Regions from separate parts of the Homo sapiens genome. Here region 2 is linked to region 1. Evidence: chromatin contacts called from ENCODE POLR2A ChIA-PET data. All regions are on one chromosome and are shown on one strand. Each heading gives the region's core, a stretch centred on a gene start or an enhancer-like site at or near the end of the contact. The rest is flanking DNA. Distances are from core to core; before and after follow the strand shown.

Region 1 (2,700 bases), core at 74-2,573:
TGCCAAACTCCACACACTTACTAAGTGGCAGAGCCAGGATTTGAACCCAGGCTTTCTGGGTCCAGGTCCCAAGCTGGTAATCACAGTGCTAAACCAGTCCCATCAATGGGGAAGCTGAGTCACCCTGCCCAAAGGGACTTGTAGCAATGCACTAAGACTAGTCCCGGAGCCCAGGCAGAGGCGGCTGGATTTCTGTATGTTTAAGATCTCCTGGTGCTTTTTCACTCCACAGCAGGACAGAGACAAGAGTGGACAACCCTGTAAATACATAAATTATCTATTGCCCTTTCTGGACATAATGCTGTTTCTGTCAGATTCGCACTGATGCCTAGAGATGCCAGGTAGAAGCAAAAGTGAGGAAAGTCCTGCCATGGGAGTCGTTCCAATGAACCTCATCTAATGTAATGTTTTAGAATCCAGTGTCTGCCTTTTGAAGCTATATCAGTTTTCCCAGCTCTGAGACGGGACTCGTGAGGTTTATTTCTGACCTGTTTGTGCCTCTCTCCCTTTGCCAGAGGCAGCCACAGGTTTTCATCTGGCCTTGGTGCTTTGGATTCCCCAGAAGTGAATTCCTGATTTCTGCCGGAAGAAGGGGACCCTCCCCACATCCCTGTGTCCATCCCAACGCTCCCCACCCCCACATCCTCTTTGGTTCTCTGGTATTGTGGATATTTGGGGGCAGTAATGTGCCCAGACTTCAAAATGCACGTGAATCAAGGCTGGGCATGGTAGCTCACGCCTGCAATCCCAGCACTTTGGGAGGCCAAGGCAGGCGGATCACCTGAGGTCAGCAGTTTGAGACCAGCCTGGCCAACATGGTGAAACCCTGTCTCTACTAAAGATACAAAGAAAATTAGCCAGGTGTGGTGGCGCACACCTGTAATCCCAGCTACATGGGAGGCTGAGGCAGAAGAATCGTTTGAACCCAGGAGGCTGAGATTGCAGTGAGCCGAGATCGCACCATTGCACTCCAGCCTGGGCTACAGGGTGAGACTCTGTCTCAAAATAAATAAATAAAATAAAATAAATAAAATCGTGAATCTCATGCTGATCTCATTAAAAATGCAGATTCTGGGATGGCAGGTCTGGGCTGGGCCCAGGATTCTGCATTTCTAATAAGCTGCCAGTGCTGCTTGTCTGCAGACGGCAGGTTGAGTAGCAGCCTCTGGGGATGGCATTTCTGTGAATCGCTGGTTACATTTTGCAGGGCCCAGCATGTGCCCCGCGAGCTGTTACATGTTCCCCTAAAGGCAGCCAAGCTTAAGCACAGAGGGGCTGTGTATTATGAGGTATCTTTGTGTGGAGTCCGTGAAACTATTTTAAACCAGAACTGTCAGGGGAGCAGAGGTGAGAGCTCTCAGCGGCAGTGAGGGTCCTTGGAACCCCTAGGGGATCCTTGGGGTATCTGAATTGCACCAGCACCTTTGCAAGTTCTCTTCCCTATGCCAGCTCTGTGGCTGGAGGTGTGAGGGGCACTAACAAAGCGAGGCAAAGGGGATTCACGAGGTGGAGGCTGAGAGGAGCTTTGGAAGGAGGAGCCCCATGGTGTCCCTTTCTGAAGGGAGAGGAGGAAGTAACTCTGGAGGTCGCCAGGCTCCTCAGCTGTAACACGCCAGGGCGTGGTGTTTAGGCTCAGGGTGGAGCCCCCAGAACTGACCACAACTGAGTCACCACGGGCAGTGTGGTTCTGGGCTTGATCGCCTGAACCCCCACTGTTGTGGCGCAGCGTGAGGTCTGGAGACCCACAGCAGGAGTCAGATGGGGTCAACGCTCAGCGTGGCTGGCACATAAGGCAGAGTGAGCAGCAGGGTGAAGTCATCTTTCTGGGCTGGTAATTGATCACACTGACAATTGCCTCCCAGTACAATCAGGTCCTGGGAGGAAACTCTTTGGGGGTCCTGGATATGAGTCATCCTCCTGCCAGAGGGCCAGGCAGTGTCACTAGAAACAGGGCTGATTTAAGGGTTGTCCACTTGGCAAAAGGTTTCTTCTCCTGAGCCCTGGTGATAGTGGCCATAGCTGTGTAGCTGGCAGACTCTGAAATATTCTGGAGGCTTTGCCTTGATGCCACATGCAGATTTCATATATGTGTTTCGGAAGCTGGCTTATCATCTGAATTTGAGAGAGTGATTTGGAAGAGGGACATGTGTTTTTGTACAGCAATGCTTCAGCAGCATTTTTCAAGCAGAGGAGCGCTGTGGCTGTGCGACCTCAGATGGGGTCAGACGCGGGCTGTGCTCCCTGTGGGGGTGCATGTGACTGTGCGACCTCAGACGGGGTCAGACGCGGGCTGTGCTCCCTGTGGGGGTGCATGTGGCTTTGGTCACAGTCGGGGAGGCTGGCCTGAGAGCAGGAAGCTTGGAGAAGCCCCCTGGGACCCATCAGAGCTCACAGCACAGATTTCCAGCAATGAGAAAATGCTGCTGCTGTCTTTGAGGAAGGCTCAAGGGCAGGAATTGTGTTGCCTTTTTTAAACAAGTAGGGCACTGTGATCTAGATTCACTCAGTGCCCTGTAAGAGGGCATCTCCTGATGATGGGTCCTCCTCCCTGAGAGTGAGTATGGGCCCTCAGGATGGTACCACTCAGGTCCCCTGGGTGCTAAAGCAAGGGGGCCAGGCCAGCTCAGGGATGAGAGAACTACGTGGTCGTTCGCAGGTGCACATGGAAACGTAGGGCCTCATGAAGAAAGGCTCGGCGTG
Region 2 (2,700 bases), core at 110-2,609, 650 kb after region 1:
CCTCTGAAACACCATCAGTGCTGGGTTTGTAATTCTCTTCTGTAATTGTTGCAAAGTTCCTTATATTGTAGCATTGTTTGTGCACTTCTGTTTCTCTCTACAAGCAGTAACTGTGATTTTAAAATCTTGTTAGCCCATATTGCGCCAAAGCACAATACCTTGTTTATAATACTTGAGCAAGATGATTGAATCAGTGAAGACCACAGTGAGTGAAGAGCGTTTGAACTGAGCAGAGGTTGATGCTTGTGGAGTGAGCGCATGTTGCGGTAATATGGGTGGAAGCATTTTGTCCGTATACTGTGAATGTCTTATAATGAGATGTTGACCTAAAGAAGGAAACTGAGGCAAAACTAATACAGGTGGAGAGTTTATCTGGGCCAAGGCTGAGGTCTGCAGCCCAGGAAACACTTCCAAGGGCTCTGGAGAACAAAGGAGAGAAGGGTGAATCAGGAGAGGGGCGATTACAAAAGCTGGTTTTCAGGAATTCTCGTGGGTTTACGGAAATACCCGTAATTTATTCATGATTCATGATTGGCTATCCATTGCTGAGCTATAGGCTGTGGGTGATGGTGTCCAGTGTGTGGCATTGTTAGGATAATTTATGGCTATTGGTGGTGACACTCAATCTAGAGTCCGTAGAGCAAGTGGCTTTGAAATGATTAGCCCAAGTTGGGGGACGTGATTGCGGGCTCATTTCGGTGTCTCTCTAGGCCTGATACTTTAAAGGAGGCTTGTGTTTCTTAGATTAAAAGTTTATTTTCTTTTTCAAAAGTATTTGCAATGTATGTTGTGCCAGTGTAATTGGTAGCTGGGACCTGGAACTGTGGAGAGAATGATTTGTGCTTTGATCACAGAAGAGCTGTGATGGGGCATCAGGACAAAGGCGCACACAGGCACCGTCACGGTGGAGTGCAGGCAGGTGCTGTGGGAACCACATCTGACTATATCAGGGATGCGGGCAGCACCCCTCCTCTGTGATGTGATGTTGGGGACCTAGACTCACAGCCTGACTCAGAGGGCAGCGGTGGCTCTTTTCTAGAAAAAGTGGCAATTTGCAGGTAGGGAAATAAGCCATAGAACCTCACCCAAAAGTTTGTTGGCAGTAAAGGAAGCCATTCATTTGGGTTGATATTCAGCTTTTATAAAGGGTGGATTTGCCCAGGTGTAGATTTGGTTGGTACTAAATTATCCCATGGTTTATATTCCTGGCTCTTCTTAAAAAAAAAAAAAAAAACGCTGCTTCTGCCAAGTTTATTGGAAACCTGGAGGAAAAAACTAATACTAAGGGTCATGTCAGGCAATGGAATGAAGCAGGGTTGCTGTTTCCTCTAAGCCAGTGTTTCTCAACAGCTTCTTACCGCCACCCTCTCCCCTACCCCACATAGCCTTTTTAGAGACTTTTTCAAAGTTGCTACCATAACCTTTTGATATCACAGATATCATATATCTATGTACTGAGGCCTTTTGGAGAGCCACAGACGGTTGAAATAGGTAAGATTTGCTACCAATCTTTGTCCCCTTAGGGGTGCCGTCATCCCATGTGGAATGTGTGACCTTGGCAAAGCAACTGCAGCACAGGACTTTTCTCTGTTTTTATTGCTTTTATGTCTCTCTCTCTCTCTCTTTTTTTTTTTTTTTTAGATGGAGTCTCGTTCTGTCATCCAGGCTGGAGTGCAGTAGCATGATCTCAGCTCACTGTAAACTCCTCCTCCTGGGTTCAAGGGATTCTCCTGCCTCAGCCTCCTGAATAGCTGGGATTACAGGCACACGCCCCATGTCTGACTAATTTTTGTATTTTTAGTAGAGATGGAGTTTCACCTTGTTGACTGGTCTTGAACTCCTGACCTCAAGTGATCTGCCCACCTTGGCCTCCCAAAGTGCTGGGATTACAGGTATGAGGCACTTCACCCGGCCACTTTTGTGTTTCTTTAAAATACTTTTTTGACCGGGCCCGGTGGCTCACACTTGTAATCCCAGCACTTTGGGAGGCCGAGGTGGGCAGATCATCTGAGATTGGGAGTTCGAGACCAGCCTGACCAACATGGAGAAACCCCGTCTCTACTAAAAATACAAAATTAGCCGGGCATGGTGGCACCTGCCTGTAATCCCAGCTACTCGGGAGGCTGAGGCAGGAGAATTGCTTAAAGCTGGGAGGCGGAGGTTGCTGTGAGCCGAGATCATGCCATGGCACTCCAGCCTGGGCAACAAGAGTGAAACTCCATCTCAAAAACAAACAAACAAACAAAAACAAAACCTTTTTGTTGGTGGGCTGGAGCCTTCTTCAGAAGGTAGACTCTACCCTTTTCCACATCAATTCCTAGCTTATAAACAGTAGTGCTGTAGGAGGTGAAGTTTGTCATTTCTCAATGCCAGCTAAGTGCAGACATCTGCTTCACTCAAAAAGTTTTCTACGTCGTTAGAAGTTCTAGCATCATTATTTCAGGTAAGTAGTTTTCATGTGTGCATGAATGTATGTGTGTGTGTTTGTGCACACACGTTACCATCTTGTCATCTTTTCAGCACTTCATGTCTCCTGAGTGAGTGGGAGAAGTATGTTATCAAGGTGACTTAAGATAAAAAGGGAATTAGGAAAGAGGTGAGACTGATGTCTTAGGGTTTTCTTTCTTGCCTTATAACTTTAAGAATAAAAACTTCAGTAAGGACAAACAAACCAGGGTCAGGAAGATCAACCTCAGCATA

The links. ChIA-PET counts read pairs that join two places held with the same protein, here RNA polymerase II (POLR2A).
Region 2: POLR2A ChIA-PET joins it to region 1 with 20 read pairs in activated T-cell. The contact joins two enhancer-like sites. POLR2A ChIA-PET finds 5 or more read pairs at or near these places in 2 of 52 experiments (activated T-cell and naive thymus-derived CD4-positive, alpha-beta T cell).

The regions. Positions count from the first base shown.
Region 1 is chr6:158,029,893-158,032,592 of GRCh38, forward strand. The region is part of intron 3 of SYNJ2 (synaptojanin 2); the gene reads left to right. Among named protein-coding and RNA genes, the nearest start is that of SYNJ2-IT1, 30 kb to the left of the region's middle. RefSeq lists an enhancer at 1,505-1,799. Within about 2 kb of position 1,324, at least 26 of the 41 ENCODE cell types and tissues checked have a DNase peak (open chromatin) inside an H3K27ac peak, as active enhancers do.
Region 2 is chr6:158,683,594-158,686,293 of GRCh38, forward strand. The region is part of intron 6 of SYTL3 (synaptotagmin like 3); the gene reads left to right. Among named protein-coding and RNA genes, the nearest start is that of SYTL3, 35 kb to the left of the region's middle. Within about 2 kb of position 1,360, at least 3 of the 41 ENCODE cell types and tissues checked have a DNase peak (open chromatin) inside an H3K27ac peak, as active enhancers do.